2 separate regions of the Homo sapiens genome follow, and region 1 is linked to region 2. Evidence: read pairs that join two places in POLR2A ChIA-PET (ENCODE). Cell type or tissue: GM12878. All regions are shown on one strand. Each heading gives the region's core, and the rest is flanking DNA. Links, peaks and the distances in the headings are about the cores only. Region 1 overlaps NUMB (NUMB endocytic adaptor protein). Region 2 overlaps NUMB (NUMB endocytic adaptor protein).

The links. Peaks named below come from ENCODE experiments on the same cell type or tissue, not always from the same donor. Only the 100,000 strongest peaks of a DNase experiment are listed, where the experiment ranks them.
Region 1: POLR2A ChIA-PET joins it to region 2 with 8 read pairs; 5 of 35 experiments call an interaction of 5 or more read pairs at or near these places.

Annotation. Positions count from the first base shown.
Region 1 is chr14:73,372,617-73,386,228 of GRCh38, forward strand. All of the region lies in intron 2 of NUMB (NUMB endocytic adaptor protein), which reads right to left. Among named protein-coding and RNA genes, the nearest start is that of NUMB, 79 kb to the right of the region's middle. In GM12878, for the core only: no CTCF peak of the experiment used is centred there; no DNase peak of the experiment used is centred there.
Region 2 is chr14:73,288,393-73,304,411 of GRCh38, forward strand. NUMB (NUMB endocytic adaptor protein) reads right to left here. Exons shown (of 13, transcript NM_001005743.2): 7 at 8,819-8,893; 8 at 4,342-4,482. Among named protein-coding and RNA genes, the nearest start is that of PAPLN-AS1, 50 kb to the left of the region's middle. In GM12878, for the core only: no CTCF peak of the experiment used is centred there; a DNase peak (open chromatin) is centred at 2,089; H3K4me3 peaks cover 1,292 bases; H3K27ac peaks cover 1,188 bases.

The sequences.
Region 1 (13,612 bases), core at 10,997-13,496, 95 kb after region 2:
CAACAATGAAAAAACTTGACTCCCATTATCCTCAATACACTTACTCATTTGTTCAGTCCTAGAACTGACAAAAAACAGTTTCAAAATTGCTAATTCATACCACTACAAAAGAAAAGCCTAGAAACTAGGATTCACTATTGTTCATATTTCAATATTCATTTCATTATATTCATTGTATTATATATCTTCAATATGTTATATTCATTTCATTATATTTCATTATTCATCACTGTTTATATATTCATTACTGTTTATATTTCTGTTCACCTTGAGTTTAAGAGTATACCATTTCACTTATCTTTAAGTGGAGGTGAAATACAGTTAGGTTCATCTGATTCTGTTTATACTTTTAGGGTTTTATCCCTATCCTTATTGATTTTTTGTTTTTCATAAAACATTAGCATGACATTCTCAACTGATGTCATAAAAATTGTAACCAGGATTCTCTCTCTCACTGACGTTGGAATAGAGCTTTACAATTTAGGAAGTATATTTCCCATAAAAAATGAACCTTTCCATAGCCACTGCAAGCATCTACCAACACCCCACCCAGGCCCAGCTGTTTCCTAGGAATCACTGTCTTTGGGTAATACAGAAAGAAGGGATAAAATGAAATGGGTGAACCCTATTTCAGCAACCTCATAGATCATTACTTGTAAGGTAGCTTCAAACTGTGCTCCCTGTAGTGATGCCACAAGGTGCAAGGGCAGGACCCAGTAGGTAGAATTATAAGTCCCTGCCCTGTCTTCAGTTAAAGCTGCTATGCTTTTACTAGTATAATATATTGGGCTTTAGCCTCAGATTTTGTTCATTCAACTCACAAATATTTATTGAGTGTCTATGCTTGCCAGGCACTGTTCTTGGTGCTTAGGATACTTCAGTGAACAAATCCATCATGGGACTTACATTCTAGTTGTGTGGGAGACAAACAATAAACATAAGTAAATTATATAGCTAGTTATAAAACCTTAAAGCTGTAGAAAAATTTTGAACAAGGTAAAGGAGTTTAGAAATAGGGTCAGGAAGAAGAAACATAATTTGCAGTATCAGAATGTTTGAGTTAGGCCTCACTGAGAAAGGAAAGCTTCCTTTTTTTTTTTTTTTTTTTTAAAGACAGGGTCTTACTCTGTCACCTAGGATGCAGTGCAGGATCACAGCTCACTGTAACCTCGAACTCCTTGGGCTCAACAGATCTTCCCACCTCAGCCTCCCAAGTAGCTAGAACTACAGATGCACACCACCATGCTTAGCTAATTTTTTTTCTTTTTTGAAATGGAATTTTGCTCTTGTTGTCCAGGCTGGAGTGCAACAGTGTGATCTCGGCTCACTTCAACTTCCACCTCCCGGGTTCAAGCGATTCTCCAGCCTCAGCTTCCCTAGTAGCTGGGATTACAGGCATGCACCACCACGCCAGGCTAATTTTTGTATTTTTAGTAGATACGGGGTTTCACCATTGTTGGTCAGGCTGGTCTCGAACCCCTGACCTTAGGTGATCCGCCCACCTTGGCCTCCCAAAGTGCTGGGATTATAGGCGTGAGCCACCACGCCCAGCCGCTCAGCTAATTTTTTTTTAAAAATGTTCGTAGAGAATTTTCTCTCTACAATGTTGTCCAGGTTGGTCTCAAACTCCTGGCCTCATGCAGTCCTCCCACCTTGGCCTTTTTAAAGCACTGGGATTACAGGTGTGAGCTACTGCGCCTGGCCAAAAGCTTCCTTTTGTATATTTTATTAGGCTTGAAAGTCACTGGCAAAGAAGAATTAGCTGCCCAATTTTCCAGCTGGTGCCAACCCTGTGTCTACAGGTCCAAGGATAGCCCACAGGAAAGAAAGACATAAAATATTTTCCTTCCTTCTTTCAGAGAACCTTGTGCCAAAATCTGGGAATGGTGGTTCTTTCTCTGTCCAGATCCTTCTATTTCATAAGTAATTGAATATTTCTCCTAGATTCTGGCAAAGGGTTTTCCACCCATCTCAATTTCAGAAATATTAAATGTTTATTTTCCTTCTAATTATTATAGTGGGAGATTGGCATAGGCAACATCAGAACTGCTAACCAAATACTTTTTTAGGAAACTTTTTTTTAGCCCTTTAAGTTACATTAACTTTTTTTTTTTTTTTTTTTTTGAGACAGAGTCTCTCTCTTGTCGCCCAGGCTGGAGTCCAACATGATCTCAGCTCACTGCAACCTCCACCTTCTGGATTCAAGCGATTCTCCTGCCTCAGCCTCCTGAATAGCTGGGATTACAGGCGCCCACCACCATGCCCAGCTAATTTTTGCATTTTTAGTAGCGATGATGTTTCACCATGTTGGCCAGGCTGGTCTCGAACTCCTGACCTCAGCTGATCTGCCCGCTTCGGACACCCAAAGTGCGTGAGCCACTGCGCCTGGCCTAGAAACCTTGTTCTTCTAACCTTTAAGTTATTTGCTAAGGTGTTGCCTCTGGCTTCAAGAGATTATAAATGACTTGTCAGCCTGGCCTATATTAACTTTTATCCTATTCAAGTCACACTATCATTTCCTTGACTTTACAATCAACAAAAGACTAAGATATCTAGTCTTTCTTAGTTGTCCTAAATCATATCAGTCAAGTCCTAAAAAATTGAGTTTGTTTGCACCCAAGTACAGAATTTTATAATAATCACAGATAACATTTCATCGTCCCTTACTATGTGCCAGCTATTAAGAGACTTATGTTTATTACTTCTTTTATATTTTACAACAATCCCCATTTTATGGATGAAGAAACTGAGACATAAAGAGATTAAGTAACTTGTTCAAGGTAACATAGCCTCTAAGTAGCAGAGCTGGAATCAAAATCCCAGGTAATGTGTGTCATTAACTATGCATATTAAACTGATTCTCAAAAAATCTTTATATAATGCATATTAAATTCCATATTGCTATGCCAAATCCAGCCTGTAGAAAAAAAATGAGACTTCAATTCTATCATACAACATATATGCCATTTTTCAAAGTTTTAACTGAGTATTTGATCAGCATGCCATGAAGGGATGCAACCAAGCTATTAATAAAAAATGTGACCAGAAATATTAGCAAATTGAAAACAGAACATATAAAAAGAATTATACACCATGACCAAGTCCAGTTTATCTCAGGTATGCAAGGCTGGTTTCACATGTGGAAGTCAATTAATATAATCCATCATATTAACAGGCTAAAAAACAAAAATCACATGATCATCTCCATAAATGCAGAAAAAGCATTTAACAAAATCCAGCATCCATTCATGATAAAAATTTTATACAAACTAGGAACACAAAGATTCTTCCTCAACAAGACAAAGCATGTCCATTTTTAAAACCCTACAGCTACATCACACTTAATGGTGAGAAACTAGAAGCCTTCCCATTAAGATCAAGAACAAGAAAAGGATGTCTCCTCCCATCATTCCTTTTCAACGTCATACTGGAAGTCCTAATGCAATATGACAAAAAAAGGAAATAAAACTTAGACTGGAAAGTTAGAAAGAAAACTGTTTTTGTTCACAAATGACAAGACTTCCCATGTAGAAAACCTGAAAGAATCAATGAAAAAACTTCCAGAATTAATAAGCAATTATAGCAAGGTTACAGGACACAAGGTTAATATATAAAAGTCAATCACTTTCCTATATACCAGTAATAAACAATCTGAATTTGAAATTAAAACATAATACCATTTTCATTAGCACCCTCCAAAAATGACTTAAGTATAAGTCTAATCAAATATTTTCAAAATCTACACAAGAAAAATGAAAAAACTGATTAAAGAAATCTAAATAAATGGAGAGACATTCCATGTTCATGAATAGGCAGACTCAATACTGTCAAAATGTCAGGTCTTCCCAACTTGGTCAAAATCCCGACAAGTTATTTTGTGGATACTGACAAACTCATTCTAAAGTTTATATGGAAAAAAAAAAAACAAGTAAAAATAAAAATAAACTTTATAAAGAGAAGCAAAAGACCCAGAATAGCCAACTCAATATGCTACTCAATTTCAAAACTGACTTACTATAAAGCCACAGTAATCAAGACAGTATGGTATTTCAAAAATACAGACAAATAGATCAATGGAACTCAGAAACAGACCCACATAAACACAGTCAACTGGAGCTGAGTATGGTGAGTGTGCCTGGCATGCCAGATACTCAGGAGACTGAAGTGGGAAGACTGCTTGAGTCCAGGAGTTTGAGATTACAGTGTGCTATAACTGTGCCTGTGAATCCACAGCACTCCAGCCTAGACAACATGGTGAGACTCCCATCTCTATAAATAAAAATATTTATTTAGTTAGTTATTGTCAACTGATCTTTGACAAAAGAGCAAAGCCAACACAATGGTGAAAAGACAGTCTTTTTCAACAAATGGTGCTGTAGTAACTGGACACCCAAATGAAAAAGAAAAAAGAAAAGGTAAGAAAAAGAACTTAGATATAGACCTTAACATCCTTCACTAAAATTAACTCAAAATGGATCACAGACCTAAATGTAAAATGTAAAACTATAAAGCTCCTGGAAGATAACATAGGATAACATCTAGATGACTTTGGGTAAGGCAATGACTTTTAAAATATACACCAAAGGCACAACCCATTAAAGAAATAATTAATAAGCTGGACTTCATTAAAATTTAAAATTTCTTCTCTACTAAAGACACAGTCAAGAGAATGAGAAGACAGGCAACAGACTGGGAGAAAGTATTTGCAGAAAACATGTCTGATAAAGGACTATTATCCAGGCTGGGTATAGTGGGTCATGCCTGTAATCCAGCACTTTCGGAGGCCAAGGGGGGCAGGCAGATCACTTGAGGTCCAGAGTTCGAGACCAGCCTGGCCAACATGATGAAACCCATCTCTACTAAAAATACAAAAATTAGCTGGGCTTGGTAGTACATGCTTGTAATCCCAACTACTTGGGAGGCTGAGGCAGAAGAATCACTTGAACCCTGGAGGTGGAGGTTGCAGTGAGCCGAGATCATGCCATTACACTCCAGCCTGGGTGACAGAGACTCCGTCTCAAACAAACAAACAAACAACAACAACAACAAACTATTATCCAAAATATAGGGCCGGGCATGGTGGCTCACGCCTGTAATCCCAGCACTTTGGGAGGCCAAGGCGGGCAGATCACCTGAGGTCAGGAGTTCGAGACCAGCCTAGCCCACATGGCGAAACCCTGTCTCTACCAAAAATACAAAAATTAGCCAGGTGTGTTGGCGGGTACCTGTAATCCCAGCTACTTGGGAAGCTGTGGCAGGAGATTTGCTTGAACTCAGGAGGTGGAGGCTACAGTGAGCTGAGATTGCGCCACTGCCACCAGCCTGGAGATAGATATATATACACACACATGCATACATATAGATATATATATACACATACACACACACACACACACACACACATACACACACACACACACATACCAAAAAACTTAAAACTTAACAGTAAGAAAACTAACAACCTGATTTAAAAATCGGCAAAGACTTGAACATATTTCACTAAAGAAGAAATACAGATGGTAAATAAGCATATGAAAAGAAATTATCATATGTCATGAGGGAACTGCAAATTAAAACAACCAGATACCATTACACACCCACTAGAATGGTCAAAATCCAAAACACTGACCACACCAAATTCTGAGAAGCAGTTCCAGCAACAGGAATCCCTCATTCATTGTTGATGGGAATGCAAAATGGCACAGCCACTTTAGAAAAGTTTGGCAGTTGCTTACAAAACTGCACATACTCTTCACATACAATCCAGCAATTACATTACTTGGTATTTATCCAAATGAGTGGAAAACTTATGTCCACACAAAAGCCTGCACACAGTTGTTCACAACAGCTTTATTCATAATTGCCAAAACTTAGAAGCAACCAAGATGTCCTTCAGCAGGTGAATAGATAAACAAACTGTGGTACATTCAAAAAGTGGAATATTATTCAGTGCTAAAAAACAAATAAGACTTCAAGCTATGAAAAGACATGGAGGAACCTTAAATGCATATTACTAAGTGAAAAAAGCCAATCTGAAAAGGCTACATACTGTATGACCCCAACTACATGACATTTTGGAAAATGTCACACTATGGAGACAGTAAAAGGACCTGTAACTGCCAGGGGTAAGGGGTCTGGGAAAGATAAACAGGCAGAGCACAGATTTTTAGGGCAGTGAAATTATTCTGTACTATACTATAATGGCAGACCATGTCATTACATATTTGTCCAAATCCAGGGAATGTACACTACCAAGAGTTATCCCTAAAGTAAACTATGGACTTTGGGTAATAAAGATGTGTGCTGGAAGTTGATAGTGGGGAGGTTGTGCCTATATTGGGGCAGAAGAAATATGGGAACTCTCTGTACTTTCTGCTCAATTTTGCTGTGAACCTAAAACTCCTCTTAAAAATAAAGTCTATTTTCTTAAAAATTGCCACCAGATTCAAAGAGGCGGCTAAAAAGACCTCTCCATGATCAAGGAGCAATGGAACCATATACATTTGCCCTTTATATATGGCATTTTACCCAATTAACTCAACTACCTGAACTATCAAGCAACTCACATTTCTAAATCTTATCAAAAATCATTTCTCAAAAAACTAGTACTTCCTCCTCCTTCATCAGGGGAAAGCACGTAAGTGTTGCTTTTTAATTTAATTTAAAAATGATTTTTAATGAACTTTGTAAAAAAAATTATTACTTGAACCAGAAAACATGTTCATTCATTCAACAAATTATGTATTGACAACTAATTACAAGATAAGTATTCTTCTATAGAGATATAGCAGAGAATGAAACAAACCCTCTACCCTCACGGTAGTTGCACTTTATTTGGAGAGACTGTCAAAATAATGAAGAAACAAATACATAATATGTTGAGACATATAAAGAAAAATCAAGTAGGATTGGAGAAAAGAAAGTGTTGGGATTGGGGAACAGGGTAGAAAGGAGGCGGCTCTTCTAAATAAATAGTTAAGAGACGGCTTCATTTGTTAGGTTATATTTGAGCAAACAGATCTAAAGGCAGTTGAGTAGTAAGAGGGCAAGCCCAAGTACATAGGTGGAAGAGAGCACTCCAGGTGGAAGGAACAAGTGTACAGGTCCTGAGGCAAGTGTACAAGTCCTTTAGATGGAAGTTGCAGTGTTAGAGGAATAACAAGGAGATGATGTGGGTACAATATACTAAGTGAAGGGAGGCGAGGAAATGAGGTTGGAAAGAAAGCCGAATGTTTCAGAAAGTTTCAGAGGCCATTCCAAGTACTTGGGCTTCTGTTCCTAATAAGGTAAAAGCTACTAAAGGGTTCTGAGAGTAGGAATAACGAGATTTATGTTTTTTAAGAATCACCTTGGTTATTGTATTATAAATAGATCATAAAACAGGGAACCAGTTAGAAAACTATTAAATTAATCCAGATGAGAGGTGACAATAGCTTGGACCAGAGTGACAACAGTAGAGGTATGTCAGGGAGATGGTCCACTTCCTGTTTGCGCCCCCAGCTCCAGGAGAAACCGCATCTGAAGCCTAGCTGCAACAGAAATTGCCAAATGAGTAGGTTTACAATAATCCACAGTCATTTTCCAAGACCTCTGCACATGGTAGGATTCTGGACGTTATCTTATGGGTAGAACTAACAGGATTTTGTTAATGAATTGGAAATACAGAGTGAGAGTGAAAGATGACTCTAAGATTGCTGACCTGAGCAATCGGAAGAATGGAGTTGCCATTTATTGTGAGATGCAGCAGACAGAAGGAGGAGCAGGTTGAAGGGAACAAATCAAAAGTTTGTTAGCCTGATAAAATGTAAAGGTTTATGACTGAGATAGTTACATGTCACACTAAATTTTTTTAATGACAAGCTAGTTCCTACTCTAGCACACATGTCACTTTCATCATTAAATAGTCTTAACCCCCAACTCTGAATGTAGTAACTCTTCCCTCTGAATCACCAATTTTTTTCATTTCTTATACTATTTGTTATATTGTAACTATTGGTGTATGCCATGATCCCATAGATCTTAGGTACCCTGAAAGTAGAATTTGTGTTTTATAGTTGTATGATAATACTAATAAGCACCACCACTGATTGGGCACATTCATCAATTAGTTTTTTTTTTTTTTTTTTGAGACAGAGTCTTGTTCTGTCACCCAGGCTGGAGTGCTGTGGCACGATCTCCGCTCACTGCAACCACCACCTCCCAGGTTCAAGCAATTCTCCTGCTTCAACCTCCCAAGTAGCTGGGATTACAGGTGCGTGCTACCACACCCAGCTAATTTTTGTATTTAGTAGAGACGTGGTTTCACCATGTTGACCAGGCTGGTCTCAAACTCCTAACCTCAAGTGATCTGCCCACCTCAGCCTCCCAAAGTGCTGGGATTACAGGCATGAGCCACTGCACCCGACCTCAATTAGTTCTTTTAATTCTTCTATTATCACTTTTATTGTTAGTATTTAACCAGCAAGAAAATTCAGGTTCAGAGATATTAAATAACTGCTCCAAAGAAACACAGTTAATAAGACAACTAATACTTAAACTCAGGTTTGTCTAAATCTAAAGGCAGCATTCCACATTGTCTTTAATCAACCTCGGTACCTAATTTAGAACCTTGTCTATGAAAGGTACCTAATATATTTCTATACAATAAATAACTAGATAAATCTCTCTGTCTTGGGACAGAAAACACTGAAGAGAAGGTATATTAGAGTCAGACCAATGATCAGAACAGAATTGGAAGAAAAAGAAAAAAAAAAGGTAAGAAAATCCTTAATATGGCTTATAAAGCTTGAAACGATTTAGCCCTTGCCCATCAGACCAAGCTTCTTTGATGCTTTAAACCTGCCATGCTTCTTTTCCCTTCAAGGTCTCTAAGCCATACATAGTTCTAACAACCCATTATTTTTCCCTAAGTTAATTCTACTCATCCTCAGAGCTCTGCTCAAATATTACTTCCTCAAAGTAGCTGTCCTTGACCATCCCCCACTCTAACTAAGCCAGCTACCACTATAAGAAGTTCATAACACTCTGTACATCTCCTTATCACAATTTTAAATAAAGGCACCTTTCCTCCCTACAAGAATATAAGCTGCATGAAGGCAGAATCCTCATATGTTTGCCTTACTGCAGTGATTAAAATATGCTTAAAATTGTTTAATACTGTTTTATTATAAATTAATATTGTTTAAAAATGAATAAATAGTAATAAATAATTATAAGTAATTAATAAAAACAAATAAATAATGCAAGTAAGAGAAGACAGGCCAAAATACCAGAGAAAAATAAAATGCAGAGTTAAGCTTGACATTCTCCACTGCTTTGTTTCTGCTGGGGCAACCAGCTTCAAACCAGAGCTTTTGGAAACCTCACAGCGACAGAAATTACAGTTCACAGCTACCAAGACAGGCAGATTTGTGGCGCTAAAATCCCAGAAAAAAAGCAATCACAGAAAAGACAGCCTGGACATGCTATATTGCTTTTGCCCTTGGGGTATTTACTGAATCCCAACATGCGGAGGCAAAGTGCCTTTTTAAAATTATTATTATTTTTTGAGATGGAGTTTTGCTCTTGTTGCCCAGGCTGGAGTGCAATGGCACGATCTTGGCTCACTGCAACCTCCGCCTCCTGGGTTCGAGTGATTCTCCTGCCTCAGCCTCCTGAGCAGCTGGGATTACAGGCGCATGCCATCATGCCTGGCTAATTTTTGTATTTTTAGTAGAGACAGGGTTTTACCATGTTGGCCAGGCTGGTCTTGAACTCCTGACCTCAGGTGATCCACCTGCCTCAGCCTCCCAAAGTGCCACTGCGCCCAGCCAAAGTGCCTATTTTTATAGCAAAAAAAAAAAAAAGTAAGCAGAACTTTAGGTAGTCTCACAGAAAAATTAAGAGTCCAGGGCCTGACAAGAAGGAGAGGCCCTGACACATACCCTAGGTACCTCTGGTACCTCTGAAATACAATACTCTTGAAGTGGAAACTAGATTTAAACCAGCCCTTGAGAACCATAAAACAAAGCCTCAGATCATCTCAAGTCCATATTACAACAATGTCATCTACTCCTACTTTTAACTACCATCAGAGAGGAGAAAAACAAATCCTCTCTACAGAACAGTATCATCATAAAGAGCCTCTATTATTTCCCATATATGATGTTTGACATTCATTTTTAAAATGACCAGGAATGCTAGGAGACAGAACCAAATGACTGAAAATCAAGAGAAAAAAAGAAGACAATAGGAAAAGATCAAATAGGAGCTGGGCACAGTGGCTCATGCCTGTAATCCCAGCACTTTGGGAGGCTGAGGTGGGCAGATCACTTGAGGGCAGGAGTTTGAGACCAACCTGGCCAATATGGCAAAACCCTGTCTCTACCAAAAATACAAAAATCAGCTAGGCGTGGTGGCACACATATGTAATCCCAGCTACTTGGGAGGCTGAGGCACAAGAATTACTTGAACCCATGAGGCAGAGGTTGCAGTGAGCTGAGATTGTGCCACTGCACTCCAGCCTCAGTGACAGATCAAAACTCTGTCTTCAAAAAATAAAAAAAGAGAAAGATCAAATGGGGATCCAGGGATCCAGACATTGTTAATTACCACACACAGACTTTAAATAATTGTGATTAATATGTTCAGGAAAATAGAGGACAAGATGAGAATTTCACCAGAGAACTGGAATCTATGAAAACAAAAAAAAAGTTAAATTGAAAATCGAGAACTAAAAAATACATAATATAAAACTAACAATATAGCAGATGCTTTTAATAGCAGACTGAACATTAACTGAACTAGAAAAAAGGTCAACAGAAAATATCTAGATGGAGCACAAAGAAAAAGATAGAAAATACAGAAAAGAGCATGAGAGACATGTGAGATGCAGAGAAAGATCTAACATACAGTTATCTAGAATCCCAGAGGGAACTGAAAGAATGAGACAGAAGCAATATCAGAAGAGATATTCCAAACCTGACAAAAGACATCAAGCTACAGATCCTAGAGGATCTCCGGACCTGAAACATCTTAAATGATGAAAATCATAAAAAGCATGAAAGAAAACCACGTAAGCATCTTACTGAAAACTGCTAAAAACCGAAGACATTGCTTCTCTAATAAAAACAATGGGGGGCTGGGCACGGTGGCTCACATCTGTAATACCAGCACTTTGGGAGGCTGAGGTGGGCAGATCACCTGAGGTCAGGAGTTCGAGACCAGCCTGGCCAACATGGTAAAACCCTGTCTCTACAAAAAATACAAAAATTAGCCAGGCATGGTGGGACGCGCCTATAGTCCCAGCTACTGGGAGGGGCTGAGGCAGAGGAACCGCTTGAACTCAGGAGGCAGAGGTTGCAGTGAGCCAAGATCATGCCACTGCACTCCAGCCTGGGCGACAGAGTGAGACTCTGTCTCAAAAAAATAAATAAATAAAATAGAAACAATGAAGTCAGAAGGCAATAAAATGATATATTTAAAATGCTGAAAGAAAAGAACTGCCAACCTGGAATTCTATGCCCAATAAAACTATCCTTTTAAAATTAAGACAAAATTTCTTTTTTTTTTTTTGAGACGGAGTCTTCCTCCACACCATTCTCCTGCCTCAGCCTCCTGAGTAGCTGGGACTATAGGGGCCCACCACCATGCCCAGCTAATTTTTTATATTTTTTAGTAGAGACGGGGTTTCACTGTGTTAGCCAGGATGGTCTCGATCTCCTGACCTCATGATCCACCCGCCTCGGCCTCCCAAAAGGTTGGGATTACAGGCTTGAGCCACCTCACCTGGCTTAAGACAAAATTTCTAAAAATGCTTTCAGACAAAAATAGAACACTCATTACCAATAGACTTACACTTAAAAGAAAAGTGCAGTCTATGAAGAAAGAAAATAATCCCAGATGGAAGCACAGTAACACAGGAAAGAATCAACAATACATACAAGAAAGAAGAAATACATGCATAAAATTAAAAAACTATAATTTTTTTTGAGACAGGGTCTGGCTCTCTCGCCTACGCTGGAGTGCCATAGGGTGATCTTGGCTAACTGCAACCTCTGCCTCCGAGGCTCAAACCATCCTCCCACCTCAGCCTTCCAAGTAGCTGAGATTATAGGCACGTGCCACCACGCCTGGCTTTTTTGTTTGTTTGTTTGTTTGTTTGTTAGAGATGAGGTCTTGCCATGTTGCCTAGGCTGGTCTTGAACTCTGGAGCTCAAGTGATCCTCCTGCCTCGGCCTCCCAAAATGCTGAGATTACAGGTGTGAGCCACCATGCCCAGCCAAATAACTGTAATTTTTTTTTTTTTTTTTTTTTGAGACGGAGTTTCGCTCTTGCTGCCCAGGCTGGAGTGCAATGGCACAATTTCGGCTCACTGTAACCTCTGCCTCCCAGGTTCAAGCGATTCTCCTGCCTTAGCCTCCTGAGTAGCTGGGATTACAGGCATGAGCCACCATGCCTGGCCCAGAACTTTCTGAAACGAAAATGTTCAATATTTATGCTATCCAATATGGTAGCCATTAACCAGCGAGCACTTGAAATGTGGCTAGTTTGAGGAACTGAAGTTTTATTTTATTTTATTTTTTTAGAGACAGGGTCTCACTTGGTCGCCCAAGCTGGAAGTGGTATGATCATAGCTCACTGCAGCCTTGACCTCCTGGTCTCAAGTCATCCTCCTCTAGTAGCTGGAGCTATAGGTGCATACCAGTTAATTCTTTTTTTTTTTTTTTTTTTGGTAGAGACAGAGTCTCGCTTTGTTGCCCAAGCTGATCTCAAACTCCTGGGCTCAAGTGATCCTCCTGCCTCCCAAAGTCCTAGAATTATAGGTGTGAGCCACTGAGCCTGGCCTAGAGATTTAATTTTAATTAATTTAAATCAAAATAGCTACATATGGCTAGTGGCCTTTTTTTTTTTTTTTTTTTTTTTGAGATTGGGTCTTGCTCTGTAGCCCAGGCTGGAGTGCAGTGGCATGATCTCAGCTCACGGTAACCTCCGCCTCCCAGGTTCAAGCGATTCTTGTACCTCAGTCACCCGAGTAGCTGGGATTACAGGCATGTGCCACCACACCCGGCTAATTTTTGTATTTTTAGTAGAGACTGGGTTTCGTCATGTTGGCCAGGCTGGTATCCAACTCCTGGCCTCAAGTGATCCACCAGCCTCGGCCTCCCAAAGTGCTAGGATTACAGGCATGAGCCATCGTGCCTGCCCACTAGTGGCTTCTGTAATGAAAGGCACAGCTCTAAAACTTGGATGGTAGTAATGATCGGAGTAATTGAAAAATTCGTTGCAATGGAGAAAATGAGTTTGATAGTTAAGGCCCACAGTTACTTACTTCAAATAAGTACTTTTATTTCAATATCTATAGATTCTGAAGTATTGTACACTGATAAAATGCTGTCTGACAACCTTAACTAGCGGGCTTTTCTAGAATATTACCATGAAAGTCCTAGGAACCTCCTATTTTTTTTTAATAGTTCAAAGTGATTTAAGAAGAACTGTTATTAACCAGGATCAGGGGTGCAAGCCTCTGGTCTCAGCTATTGTTGAGGCAGGAGGATCACTTGAGGCCAGGAGTTTGAGACTACAGCATGCTATGATGGCATCTGTGAACAGCCACTGCACTCCAGCCTGGGCA
Region 2 (16,019 bases), core at 679-3,178:
ATACAAAAATTAGCCGGATGTGGTGGCGGGTGCCTGTAATCCCAGCTACTTGAGAGGCTGAGACAGGAGAATTGCTTGAAGTCGGGAAGTAGAGGTTGCTGTGAGCTGAGATGGCGCCATTGCACTCCAGCCTGGGCAACAAGAGCAAAACTCCGTCTCAAAAAATAAATAAAAATCAAAATAAAGGCCGGGCACAGTGGCTCATGCCTATAATCCCAGCACTTTGGGAGGCTGAGGTGGGCGGATCACCTGAGGTCAGGAGTTCAAGACCAGCCTGACCAACATGGAGAAACCCTGTCTCTACTAAAAATACAAAATTAGCCAGGCATGATGGCGCATGCCTGTAATCCCAGCTACTCGGGAGGCTGAGGCAGGAGAATCACTTGAACCCAGGAGGTGGAGGTTGCAGTAAGCCACGATCGTGCCATTGCACTCCAGCCTGGGCAACAAGAGCAAAACTCCGTCTCAAAAAAAATAATAATTAAAAAAAAAGAAAAAGAAAAAATTAGTCGAGTGTGGTGGTGGTGTGTGTCTGTGGTCCTACTTGGGAGGTGGGAGGATCACTTAAGCCTACAGTAAGCTCTAATTGTGCCACTGCACTCCAGCCTGGGTGACATAATGAGACCCTGTCTCAAAAAACAAACAAACAAACAAAACTAACAATGAGACAAAAGCTTTGCTGTCTCCCCTTTCTGAATCCCCCCTCTAAGCAACCCTCCTCATTTATGGCCCTCCGTGCTTTTAGGTTTTCCCCCATACCCTTCCTATCTTCCTCTAGCTCTAATTCCCAACTCTACCTCCCAACCAAACACAGGCAAAAGTGAAAGCATGTTTTCATCCACACTGTCTACTTATAAAAGAATTAAGCAGATAAAACTGGTTTGTGTATGGGAGGAGTGGAGGACGTATATAAACAAAACACTGCTTTATATAGATACACTGGATTACCCAGAGTCAATTTAATAAATTCAATGGATGATTTTTAGCAGGGTTATCTGTATTTTAGACCATTTTGCTAATTGTGGAATAAAAAAGCTAGAGATGGTACAATAATTGTTGGCATCATTCACAGTGAGAAGAGATATTTGGGAACAGGAAGTCTTTTGTGGTGTTCTCAAAATCACATCACGTAGGCAGCTGCTCCTACACACGGCTCTGAACAAGTCGTCTCACTGGATTTTGCATGACAGTATTAGTTATCATAAGGACAGGTAAGGTTTAAAATGCTTTATGTCCCTAAGATTTTACTACCTTTGACTACTTTTTAAAAATTTTTAAACTTTTTAAAAAAACTTTTGACTACTTATTTAAAGACTGATAGAATTACTCTATGAATCCACATGAGTTTCCATCTAACTTCCCAGTAGGATGACATTAGGCCAGATGTTAAAGCATGAAACAGGAGTACTGAAAGATTCTTAGAATGTGTTTGCATTTGAACGCAGGTCTATTATAAGGACAGAGCTACAGGTCAAGGAAGCTTGCTTATTCTTTCTCCTAGGCCTAGGGCAGAAGTTGTTGAAGAGTGACCTCATCCCCAACCAACAGCATCATCTGGGAACATTTAAGTGCAAATTCTTAAGTACCAACCCCAAACTCACTGAATGAAAAACGCTGGAGATGGGGCCCAGCAATCTATGTTTTAAAACAAGTCCTCCAGGTGATTTTGATACAGTAGAACTATTGGCCTAGGAGATTCAAACAGGCTGCCGGGCCACTATTTGACAACAAAATGGTTTTTAAGTTATTATCTGGAAACTCTTGAACTCCAGATTTTTAAAGTGTAGTGATAGCAAAATATACCCAGTTTGTGGTTTACTTAGGGTCTGAGAAACAGAAGACAAAAGCACAGTTTTGTTACTTCAACTCATTTCAAAGCACCTGTGTCAAACCAATGAAGGACAGCTTACACAATATTCGCTAAAATTTTTGGAGTAATGTGGCCCAGAACCTATGCTAAGTGTGCTTATAATCTTTATCCAATTTAGTATTCACAACCACTTTCTCCATTTATAGAAGTGTATACCAAGACAGAGAATGTTAAGTAACTTGCCCCAAATCCCACAGCTAGTAAGAACCAGAATCAGAACTGAAACCCATATCTGACTCAGAGCCTGAGCTCTTAGCATTTGTTTACACCAATGTCTCAAAGATCTTTAAACAATTTTGGTCAATTTTTAGACCATGGCCACTACTTATCTTCCAGATTAAACGTTGGCAAGAGCTTTACTGACCTGTAACCTTCACGAATGGCTATACTGCCTATTCTGTCTCGACACTTGCTGTACATACAGTTTGAGTATCTCTTTTCTGAAATGCTTGGGACCAGAAGTGTTTCTGATTTTAGATTTTTTTCAGATTTTGGAATATTTGCATTATACTTAACAAGCTGACATCCCAAATCCGAAAAGCCAAAATCCAAAATGCTCCAATGAGTATTTCTGTTGAGTGTCATGTCGGTGCTCAAAAAGTTTAGAATTTTGGAGCATTTCAGATTTTCGGATTTGAAATGCTCAACTTATAGTAAAATCATTGTCATTTAAAAGAGACTTGTCTTTCATGTTAAAATGCTGGGTAATTTACATAAAGAATGAAATTATTCTCTATTTTAAAACAAAACTTCTATCATGCAACAATTTCTAGCGTTGTTCATTCTACCGTAACTTAGTATTTCTGTTTAGTTTTTGTTTTTTGTTTTTTTTTTTTGAGATGGAGTCTTGCTTTGTCACCTAGGCTGCAGTGCAGTGGTGCAATCTTGACTCACTGCAACCTCTGCCTCCTGGGTTCAAGCGATTCTCGTGCCTCAGCCTCCTGAATAACTGGGATTACAAGCACCCGCCACCACAGCCGGCTAATTTTTGTATTTTTAGTAGAGACAGGGTTTCATCATGTTGGCCAGGCTGGTCTCCAACTCCTGACCTCAAGTGATCTGCCCACCTCAACCTCCCAAAGTGCTAGGATTACAGGCGTGAGCCACCGTGCCTGGCCTATTTTTGTTTTATTTTTGAGACGGAGTCTTACTGTCGTCCAGGCTGGAGTGCAGTGGTGCAATCTTGGCTCACTGCAACCTCTGCCTCCGAGTTCAAGCGATTCTCCTGAGTCAGTCTCCCAAGTAGCTGGGATCACAGGCATGCGCCACCACACCTGGCTAACTTTTGCATTTTTAGTAGAGACAGGGTTTCACCATGTTGGCCAGACTGGTCTTGAACTCTTGACCTCAGGTGATCTGCCTACCTCGGCCTCCCAAAGTGCTGGGATTACAGGTGTGAGCCACCATGCCCGGCCAGTATTTCTTTTTTCTTTTTTTTTTGGCCAGAGTCTTGCTCTGTCACCCAGGATGGAGTCAGTGGCACAAATCTCAGCTCACTGCAACCTCTACCTCCTGGGTTCAAGCGATTCTTCTGCCTCAGCCTCCCGAGTAGCTGGGACTACAGGCATGCACCACCACGCCCAGCTAATTTTTTTGTATTTTTAGTAGAGACGGGGTTTCACCATATTGGCCAGGCTGGTCTTGAACTCCTGACCTCGTGATCCGCCTGCCTCGGCCTCCTAAAGTGCTGGGATTACAGGTGTGAACCACCGTGCCTGGCCGGTATTTCTGTTTTTATAATAGTTGAAAGTATACTCCAACTCAGTTTTGTTTTTTTGTTTTGTTCTGTTTTTGGAGACAAGGTCTCACTCTGTCACCCAGGCTGGAGTGTAATGGCACGATGACTCACTGTAGCCTCCAACACCTACGCTCAAGTGTTCTGCTCGCCTCAGCCTCCCAAGGCATGTAGAATGTAGCTAGGACTACATGCATGTGCCACCATGCCTGGCTAATTTTTTCTTTAACTTTGTAAAGATGAGGTCTTGCCATGTAACCCAGGTTAGTTTCCAACTTGTGGTCTCAAGTGATCTTCCTGCCCTGGCCAAAGTGCTGGGATTATAGGGGTGAGCCATCAGGCCCAGCCAACTTCTTTCATTTGTAGTAGTCTCTATGCAAATACATTTTTAATACCATACTCATATATGTTAGCCAACAAATACATTTAAGAACCCTGAAAATACTTCCAATAATTAAAAGTTTCAAATAAAGTTTAGCAACCACTATCACCAGACCATTTTTACCTTCCTTTAATGATCTTTGGTTTCAGCCAATCATTTTGTTCAGTGAGTTGCAACTCCTGGGGTTACATCAAGAGTGTGAACTATTTGAATAAAAGGAGCTGAAAGTAGGCTAGTTTAGGCACTTCCAAGTACTTGTTAAAAATGTAGTAGAAACCGCTTGGCTGAGCAAACCCAGAAAGAGCCCAGCTAACTGAGAATACTCATCATGAAATACATATTTGCTGGACTCACTGTGTCCTTGACAGCCATGAAGCAGTGACAGATCCAGCGACGAGTGGTGCCATCACGGCATATGTAAGAAAAGGCTCTATCAAAGTTCCTGTCTGGGGCACAGAAAGAAACTTTCTCTATCGTCTGGTCAACTATGAGGTCCTAGAAAATACGACACACAAAGAAAGAGAAGACTTATGAGGTTATCTGAGCTTCTCAGAACACAGGATGTTCATTTCATGATGCACAATCCATACATCTGATACAACTAGGCTATGGAATACCTAGATCTGTGTCCAGCAGTTTAAATACTGAGAATTGGACTCAGCAGACATCCCAAGAGGCACTTTGCCCAGATACCTCTCTCAACTACATGTTCTAAAGCATATGCTTGTTGATTCTAGTTTTACATCTCTTTCATGGTAGATTCCACATTCAACAATATATGTAAATCAGTATCTTTAATCCTTTGGATAAAAAAAAAATCCTTTGGGTTTATTCCCAAATATAAGCAAATACATATAATAGTCATGTTTATGCTAACTTCGTTACACAATGAACACTACACACACATACACACAGTTCTGCACCTTGCTTTTTTACATTATATATACCCGATCCAGTGAAGTTACTTCAGATACTGTATTTTTCAGGTGTGGAATTTCCACTCGTTTCTTTTTCTTTTTTTTTTTTTTTTTTTGGACAGTCTCACTCTGTCACCCAGGCTGGAGTGCAGTGGCGCGATCTTGGCTCACTGCAACCTCTGCCTCCCGGGTTCAAGCAATTCTCCTGCCTCAGCCTCCCAAGCAGCTGGGACTACAGGCGTGTGCCACCACGCCCGGCTAATTTTTTTGTATTTTTAGTAGAGACAGGTTTCACTGTGTTAGCCAGGACGGTCTCAATCTCCTGACCTCATGATCCACCTGCCTTGGCCTCCCAAAGTGCTGGGATTACAGGCACGAGCCACCGTGCCCAGCCATTTGTTTCTTTTTCATAGTTTCTATTCTCTGCCAAGATTTCTATCTCTTCATTCAACATGAACATATTTCCTTTCTGTCACTGAGTATAGTTATAATGCCTTCTATACACTGTTTTCATTTCTGTTAAGGTAGCAGTCTACTTCAGTGTACCATTTTCTGTACTAGTTGTGGTGATGCTATAAACACAAAACAATACAATGACTCAAATACAAGAGACATTTATTTCTTGGTCAAATAGTGAAGGCGGGCATTTAAAATCTGTCTGCTAATTCCAACATCTGAGTCATCTTGAAGTTAGGTCTTTATTGATTGTTATTTTGATGAGAATAAGTCAGACTTGTCTGTTTTGTTGTATGCTGAGTAACTGCATTGTAGTCATTGTGAATGTTGTATGTGGAAAGAATGGATTCCGTTACATTCCTTGGAAGTGTCATATTTTTGGTTTTATCAGGTAGCTAATTTGATTATACTCAAATGGAAAACTCTTATCTTTTGAACAGCACCTCAGACATCAGGGCGTTTTTGTTCTTTTTTTGAGACTGTCTTGCTCCGTCATCCAGGCTGGAGTGCAGTGGCGCAATCACTGCTCACTGTAACCTCAACTCCAGGGCTCAAGCATCCTCCCGCCTCAGCCTCCCGAGGAGCTAGGACTACAGGTGCATGTCACCATACGTAGGTAATCAAATATCAGTTTTTATATCCTTAGTTGGGCTATTTGGAGTCTGCCTTGAATCTACATGGCTAAAAGGGTCAGAGATTTGGGCAGAATTTATGAACAGAATTTGGGACTACTCCTTTTTGGCTTACTCATTTCCAGGATTCTCTTTTTACTTTCTTTTTTTGAGATAGTCTTGCTCTGTCGCCCAGGCTGCTGGAGTGCAATGATGCAATCTCAGCTTACTGCAACCTCTGCCTCCTAGGTTCAAGTGACTCTCATGCCTCAGCCTCCCAAGTAGCTGGAACCATAGGCACGCACCACCATGCCCAGCGAATTTTTTGTATTTTTAGGAGAGACAGGGTTTCAGCATGTTGGCCAGGATGGTCTCAAACTACTGGACTCAAGTGATCCACCCGCCTTGGCCTCCCAAAGTGCTGGGATTACAGGTGTGAGCCACCACGCCCAGCCTCTCTTTTTACCTTCTAGTGGCTACTGTTGCCTCAAATTCTGTCTTCTGCACTTTGGGACGCCGAGGTGGAAGGACTGCTTGAGCCCAGGGGTTCGAAACCAGCTTGGGCAACATAGTGAGAACCCATCTCTAAAAAAAAAAAAAAAAAAAAAATTATCTCAGCCTAGGAGGCTGAGGCTGCAGTGAACTATGTCTGTGCCACTGTACTCCAGCCTGGGTGACAGTATAAGGCACTGTCTCAAAAAAAAAAAAAAAAAAAAAAAGGTAGGAACACTATCAGAATCAAGATAGACATGAGTTGAGAGGTGGGATAGCAAGGCAATCTGACAGAGCTTCTTGCTCAAAGGTTAAGGGCTTCAGATTTCAGCTTCTGTTTCATAAAAATTTGTGCAGATCATGGCATGGTGTTATCACCAATACTGATCCCAACATGGTATTAGTTCCCGCTTATAGTGAAATACAAGGTGGGAAGATGGTCCCAATGGTGACAAGCCACCAATGACTACTAATTACTACTATTCAGTGTGGAAAAAACTAAACTAATGAATGCCAGTGGTGTAAGTAGCCACAAGGGGGCAATATCACTTTCCAACTATTGTATAAAACAATTAAATACATAGCTTTCAAGTATAACAAATTTCATCCAAACACTAATGAAAACTACACAAGTTCCAAAAAATAATTAAAATGATCACTGTTTCCAACAGTAATGTACTAAAAGTGAAGACTATTGCTTCTCTTGAACTTAAAAAAAAGTATGCAATGTAATAAGGTCAAATAACTAAAATGCAGCTATATTAAACCACTTGAAATTTACCAGGCAAGTTGCCTATCAAAACTGCTTTTTACCTGCCAGACTTTCTCCCCTTTCAGTGGCATTTGAATTTTTTTTTTTTAATTATCTTCTTGTTAAATTTCTTCCTGACTTTAGGTATTCTAGGAAATTTTAATTAACAATTAAATGTACTTATATAACACCCTATGCTTTCTAGGGGTAGAGCTGTGTGTCTATTCTTATTTAGGCATTTAGGATCACTGTCTCTCAAATGCAAAATGGTACCTATGATTTGAGATATTATTTGGATTCTAAGTAAATGTTAACCAAAGAGCCATTCACTAGTCCTTAAGATGTCACTTAAATTGAGTTTTGAGTCAAAAGCCAGGTTAATTAGTTCAAATATCATTTTCTTAAAATAGTGTTTTCTTCAGAGCAAGAAGAAATTTCAGATGTGGAGTCCATCTTTTTTTAATTTTAAAACATGGTAAAAGGATAGTCTATCATCTATTGTATCAAATTTGTGAGAGTGGAAACTTATTAAAAAATATATAAGAACAAAAATAGGCCACGAGCGGTGGCTCATGCCTGTAATCCCAGCACTTTGGGAGGCCAAGGCGGGTGGATCACTTGAGGTCGGAAGTTCAAGACCAGCCTGACCAACATGGTGAAACCTCATCTGTACCAAAAATACAAAAATTAGCGGGGCATGGTGGTCTGTGTTTGTAATCAGCTACTTGGGAGGTTAAGGCAGGAGAATCGTTTGAACCCAGGAGGTGGAGGTTGCAGTGAGCTGGGATCGTGCCACTGCACTCCAGCCTGGGCAACAAGAGTGAAACTCCATCTCAAAAAAAAAAAAAAAAGAACTCAGATCTTAACACTAAATGCTAATGCTTAGTACCTTAGACATGCTATGTCATGTAGAACAATATGTTGAGAGAATACTATTTCTCATAAAGTAAATGAGTAACTAAAGTGGTTTCCTGAACGTTAAATAGTCTCTCAGGAGATTGTACTTTGGACTAAGTGGAAGGATAAAGCTTCAACAATATAATACCCTTCAACAGCTTAAGGGTATTATATTTGATCATTAGAGATTTTAAAAAACATATGAGCAGTCCCATTTAAGCTTATAAGAATCTTACCTTAGGCCAGGCGTGGTGGCTCACTCCTGTAATCCCAGCACTTTAGGAGGCTGCCGGTGGATCACCTGAGGTCAGGAGTTCGAGATCAGCCTGGCCAACATGGTGAAACCCCGTATCTACTAATAATACAAAAATTAGCCAGGCGAGGCCGGGCGCAGTGGCTCACACCTGTAATCCCAGCACTTTGGGAGGCCGAGGTGGGCGGATCACCTGAGGTCAGGAGTTCGAGACCAGCCTGACCAACATGGAGAAACCCCATTTCTACTAAAAATACAAAATTAGCTGGGCATGGTGGCACATGCCTGTAATCCCAGCTACTAGGGAGGCTGAGGCAGGAGAATCGCTTGAACCTGGGAGGTGGAGGTTGCGGTGGGCCGAGATCGTGCCATTGCACTCCAGCCTGGGTGACAAGAGTGAAACTCCATCTCCAAAAAAAATAAAATAAATCAAAATAAAAATAAAGAATCTTACCTTAGTTTTTTCATCCACAACTCTGAGTCCATCTGCTGAGACCCACAGAACTGCTTTAACTGCTTTCTTTCCAGTCTTTTAAGAGAAACCAAAAAGGGGAGGGGGAGATACACATATATAATATTAAAAAAATGTCATCTTCCACAGAAAACACTGACTCTGCCTTCCAAAAGTCACAAGTACAGATGGAGTCCAAGTTCAGGAGTGGTGCCCAAACCCAGATACTCAAACCAAACTGCAGAAACATTCAGGAAAAAACAAGCCAAAGCCATTATTTTAGAAACACAACGCAAAACAATAAGATAAAATTAAGTAAAAGGGAAGTAACAGATGGAATAAAAACCAAGATATCACATTCCATAAAGGGCAAAGAATTCATAACTAGATTCTTCACCCATTTAAAAAAATCAACCAAGAAAACCAGAGTCAGATAATTATTAAATACATAAGGAGTTACACCACAAGTAGCGTCCACAAGTGTATTTAGAGCAGGAAGTAACATGTCTAAATTGAGATGTTGACCATTCTACTATCCTATGACCCCCAGTATGTTATAGCAGGACCCTTGGTCACCTAAAATTTTCACGTTAAAAACACAGTAAGTCTTCATTATTCTATTAACAGTCTTTAAAAAGCCATTATTTGTTCTCTCAGAGTTAACACAGACATTTTTCCTAATAATTTTTTTTTTTTCTTGAGACAGAGTCTCACTCTGTCGCCCAGGCTGGAGAGCAGTGATGCGATATTGGCTCACTGCAACCTCCCCATCCCGGGTTTAAGTGATTCTCCTGCCTCAGCCTCCCGACTAGCTGGGATTACAGGCACCTGCCACCATGCCCGGCTAATTTTTGTATTTCTAGTAGAGACGGAGTTTCACCATGTTGGCCAGGCTGGTCTGGAACTCCTGACCTCAAGTGATCCGCCTGCCTCAGCCTCCCAAAGTGCTGGGATTACAGGTGTGAGCCACTGTGCCCAGCCTCTAATAATTTTAGAGACGAGGTCTCACTGTGTTGCCCAGGCTGGAGTGCAGTGGCTATTCACAGGTATGATCATAAAGCATTACAGCCTTGAACTCCTGGGCTCAAGTGATCCCCTTGTCCCAGCCCCACGTGTAGCCAGGACTACAAGTGTGCACCACTGTACCCAGCCTTGGCTTGGTTTTTAATTTGACATTAAATTCATGGAGACATTTTGGGGACACAGGAAGATTTAAAAACTACTGAAAAAATAATTTTCTTTTTATTGGCTCAGAAAATACTTTTTGGCACATGAGAATCACATGAGAACAAGCTGATGCATAATTCCTCCTGTGATGGAATGTAATAGTAATTTAACAGTGTCCTTTCTTTTTAACTGCCTCAAGGATACAGCAAAATAAAACAAAAGCAATATGAAGGCTGAGAATAGGTATCAGATTATCATAAAAAGTATAGATCAAAAGGAATCTGGTGCTAAGGTTGGCGCAGCAGCCTCTAGAAGCGACAAGGGAGACTTTTAGAACTACCATTCTCCTCTATAAGTGATCCAAGCCCAGGAAAACTTGATATGAGGACATGGCCTTACTGAAATAACCTGTGATCCACTCGGCCTCATCATCTCCACCACCACCATAAATTTGATGAGTGCCTATAATATGCCAGCCAGTGGAAATACCTGGAAGGTTACTGAAAGGCAACAATCAGACAAAAAATAAAGAATACCGTAGGTAAATGCTACAGTAGAGCTGAGAACAAGGTACAATGATGTCAGAAAAAAGGTATAATCAAATCTCTTTGTGGAATTGGGGAAGGTTATACAAAGGAGAAGACTGAACTGGGTGCTGGAATAATTTTTCTTGATGCTTAGGTAGGGGTAGGGAGACAGGGAAGTAACAGAGGTACTGGACATGCCAGGCAGAAGAAACAGCAGTACAGGACATGGAAGCAAACAACATGGCAAGTCTGGGGCTCTATAAATATTTCAGTATGGCTTGGTAAGTAGACTTGGCAATGGGAAAGGCGTAATGGGAGATAGAGTAGGAAAGGCCTAATCACAGAAGGCCTTCTATTCCTGATAAGGACTTTGATCTTGATTCTATGGGCAAATTAGAAGCTACTCTGTAAATATTATTACAATGAATTGAATTTAGGTTAAGGAGATTAGCCTTGGTAGTATGGGTATGCTTCATCCAATCAGTTGAAGGCCTCAAGAGCAAAAACTGAGGTTTCCTGGAGAAGAAACCCTGCCTGAGTTTCCAGCCCGTTGGCCTGCTTTACAGGTATCAGACTTGCCAGCCTGCCAGCCCCTACAATCACGAGTGAATTCTTAAAATAGATAATATGTATATATATGTCATATATGTATCATATATGTCATATATATGACATGACATATGTCATGTCATATATATGATATGACATATATATGTCATATAATATGACATATCTCCTAGCGGTTCTGTTTCTTTGGAGGATCGTGATACAGAAGTAGAAGTTAGACTAGAATGGGTCGAGAAGTAAATGAAAGGCAAGAAGAGTCTACAAGTATTAAATACTTTTTTTTACAAAGCTTTTCTATAAAAAGGAGAGCTGCAGGGCAATAAGACACAGGCAGAGCATCAAGGGAAGTCTGTAAGAATTGTGATAAACTAGCATGTTATACTTGAAATAGAATGGGCTTTGGATTAAGACAAATATGAGACTGAATTCAGCGCTACTATTCATAAGCTAAGAAAGTTATGTAGCCCACTGAGCTTCCATCTCTTCATCCGTAAAATATTTGTAGTTTGTTAAAAGGATTAGATATTATATACAGTACCTGGAATTTAAATAGGGTAACAATTAGTAGCCATTATCATCATTATATTATTAATAAACTTTTAAAAACCTCTCCCAATAGTAAAGCAGAATTCTTAAAAGAGTGATATACATTTTCAACAATGACATCCTCTTCACGTGCTGAATGGGAAAAGCCAGTGGAACAATGGAAACGGAAGGCCCAAGAAAAAGAGAAGAGTAATTTAGAGAACAAAGTCCAACAAAATGCAGGGTGAGATGGGGCTAGAATACAAGTTTTAGACAGGAGGAGAGATGTCCATTCCTATGAAATGGAGGGATAAAGTGAGGCCGAGTAGAGATGAAGACAGATTTGTAAAGGAGGGAGTAGCAAGTGGAGGAAATTCACTCTGGAGAACCATAAATTCATCTGTGAATTTATGGTTTTAATTTACCTGCTTTACTTTGCTGGGGAGAGGAAAGACGACAGGCAGAGTAAAATATTAAAGATTTAGAACAGTAGTATGGAGGCAGTCTAGTACGGTGACTAGGAACCAAGCTGTTGTTTGGATTTGAATTCTGGTTCTGCAAGTTACTCCTAGTATGATCAAAGGCAGGTTAATTTAACTTCTCTATGCTTCACTTTCTACATCTGTATAATGATGTTAATAATCTCATATACCTCATAGGGTTACTGTGAAGATTAAACGAATTAATGTATACGAAAGGTTTAGAACAAGGACGGTCATATAATTTACTCTACAAACTGGGAACCCTTTGAAAATGAAAGAGATGACTCGTCATTTACATTAGGTATATCTCCTAATGCTATTCCTCCCCCCTCCCCTCACCCCACAACAGGCCTCGGTGTGTGATGTCCCCCTACCTGTGTCCAAGTGTTCTCATTGTTCTAGAACTTAAAGTACAATAAAAAAAAGGAGAGATGACTATTAAAACTGATAAATGGGTGTTATAATAGGGCTGTTCCAGGCAAATTGGTAGAAGAGTCATTCACCAGCAACAGTAACTGCTCATATTTAACCAACCCTCATGTAACATTTAGTATTTTGCTGGAAGGTAAGCTCCATGAGGGCAAGGTTTCTTCCATCTATCATTCACTGCTGTATCCCTGGAACTTGAACAACATCTGGAACAGAGTAGCAGTTCAAGAAATATTTGTTGAAAGAAAAAATACGCTAAATATCTGTTGTAGGAAACAGGAGACAGCTGACCAGTGATATACAACATTGCCAAATGGCACTGACAATCCTAAGATATTTAAATTTGCAGTTTAATCAATCTGCTCATTGTATAATTGTAGCCTGCAGTGTTCAGTATCTGAGGCAACAGATAGGACTACTTCAAGGTTGGAAGACTGAAGAAGGGAAAAATAAAAGGTCAGTTTAGAATGGGACTGTTCTCCAGTTAGTCTCCTTACAATATTCAGGGAAATGTAACATTTTCTTGGCCCAATTATATGCTTGTTTGTTTGGAGACAGGGTCTTGCCTTGTTGCCCAGGCTGCCATACAAGTGGCACAGGACAGCTCACTGCAGCCTTGAACTCCTGGGCTCCAGTAATTCTCCCACTTCAGCCTCCCCAGTAGCTGGGACTACAGGCGTGCACTACCATACCCAGCTAATTTTTAAACAATTTTTTGTAGAGACAGGGTCTTGCCCTGCTGCCTAGGCTGGAGCACAGTGACATAATCATAATTCACTGCAGCCTTGAACTCCTAGGCTCAAGCGATCCTCCTGCTTTGGCTTCCCAAAGTGCTGGGATTACAGGTGTAAATCACCACACACATCCCAATTATATGGTTATAAAAACATGTGTGGCCGGGTGTGGTGGCTCATGTCTGTAATCCCAATACTTTGGGAGGCCAAGGCAGGTGGATCGCTTGAGGCCAGGAGTTCGAAACCAGCCTGGCCAACATGCTGAAACCCCATATCTACTAAAAAATACAAAAAATTAGCCAGGTGTGGGGGCACGTGCCTGTAATTCCAGCTACTCAGGAGGCTGAGGCAGGAGAATTGCTTGAACCTGGGAGGCAGAGGTTGCAGTGAGCTGAGATCACGCCACTGCACTCCTGCCTGGGTGACACAGCGAGACTCCATCTCAAAAATAAAAAAAAATAAAAAAAATTGTGCTTTTTGAGATAGGCCTTAATAATTTTATAGTATTGTACTAATGTATCAGTAAGGAATCATATTTGTCATATTTCATGGCCTCTGATCTCTCTGAAGAGGGGAAGAAAACAGATAATACGAATTCTTGTATTTGTTCATACTTCTGGGTGTGGGTTCTTGTACATCATTATAGTTTGCCACATTATAGTTATTTAAGTCAGGTACTGAAATATTAATGATTAGAGATGCCTATAGCTGAAATTAAGCCCAGCCTTCCTCTCACAAATTCTATAGTTGCAATACTTCCACATTTCTTTTTTTTTTTTTTTTTTTTGAGACGAGTCTTACTCTGTCGCCCAGGCTGGAGTGCAGTGGAGCAATTTAGTCTCACTGCAACCTCTGTCTCCTGGGCTCAAGTGATTCTCATGCCTCAGCTTCCCGAGTAGCTGGGATTATGGGTGCATGGCCCCACACCCAGCTAATTTTTTTGTATTTTTTTTGGTAGAGATGAGGTTTCGCCATGTTGGCCAGGCTGGTCTCGAACTCCTGACCTCAGGTGATCCGCCCACTTTAGCCTCTCAAAGTGCTGGGATTACAGGCATGAGCCACTGCGCCTGGCCAATACTTCCATATTATTTGTAAACTTGAGTCTTTCATTCTGACCATATAAACTAAGATTTCTGAGCACTTTTAAGAAAAGAAGATAAACATGGCTGAGAGAAGACTGTCTGCCCTAAAACTGTCTACTTGAAACCAGTACCCTAGGCCATCAGGCCGCAGTTAACTAATCAAAGGACTGAAAAAAAACTACATTAAATATCAAATGTAGAATTTACATACAGGCCGGGCACAGTGGCTCAAGCCTATAATCCCAGCACTTTGGGAGGAAGCCGAGGAGGGTGGATCACCTGACGTCAGGAGTTCGAGACCAACCTCACGAACATGGCGAAACCCCATCTCTACTAAAAATATAAAAATTAGCCGGGTGTGGTAGCAGGTGCCTGTAATCCCAGCTACTTGGGAGGGTGAGACAGGAGACTCCCTTGAACCCGGGAGGTGGAGGTTGCAGTGAGCTGAGATCGCACCATTGCACTCCAGCCTGGGCAACAGAGTGAGACTCCATCTCAAAAAAGAAAGAAACAAAGAAAAAAAAGAATTTACATACATCTTAGTGGCACAAACACCTCTTTAAAAAGACAACATGCTGGCCAGGCATGGTGGCTCATGCCTGTAATCCCAGCACTTTGGGAGGCCAGGGCCAGTGGATCACCTGAGGTCAGGAGTTTGAGACCATCCTGGCCAACATGGTGAAACCCCGTCTCTACTAAAAACACAAAAATCAGCCGGGCGTGGTGACATGCGCCTGTAGTCCCAGCTGCTCTGGAGGCTGTGGCAGGAGAATTGCTTGGACCCAGGAGGCAGAGGTTGCAGTGAGCCAAGCAAGATCACACTACTGCACTCCAGTCTGGGTGACAGAGCGAGACTCCATCTCAAAAACAAAACAAAACAAAACAAAAAAAAAACATGCTTCAGGAACTAATAAAAATGTGGAAGTGGCAACACAGATGTTCAGACATTCAGAATTATTTTATCATCGCTGCTCTAACACTTTCTACTTTAATAATAATTTCAGTTATAGGTAGAATTCACACTGACAAATGTATCATGAAAAAGTTTCACAATAAAGACAAAAATCCTTTTTTTTTCAAAGAAAACCGATCTAACATGGACAGAACTTTAGTAACTTGGAATTTAAATTGGTGAAATCTGAGCAGAAGGATCAAGCTAACCAAAAGTGAAAAATGAAAGTATAACTTTCTCAAGTAATTACTCTACACTATAAATATCCAGCTTAGTATTTTAAAATTATTATCTTCCTTAAAACCTTTTATTATGGGTAGATATAAACCAATATAGCAACTAAGCAGGTTCTGACACTGAAGAAAATAGCAACATACAGTGGATCTATTACAAATTACTAAATCAGGAAACTTGTACCAGAAGAGAAATGCACAGGTAATCTTAACACGAAAAAAATTGGTGAAGGAACATAAAATGGAAAATGGCACAGAAATAGTAACAAGCTCAGCACACTGTAAGATGACTTTCTCCTAAATATAAAAGCTACGTACAGTAAAAGGCAACTGAAATAACCAATTGCTATCTACCTATCTCCAGGCTTTGTTTCTTTAAGTAGAAACCACTGTTTCTTTCTTTCTTTCTTTCTTTTTTCATTAGAGACAGGGTCTTATTCTGACACCCAGGCTGGAGCACAGTGGTGTGATCACAGCTCACTGCAGCCTCAAACTCCTGGGCTCAA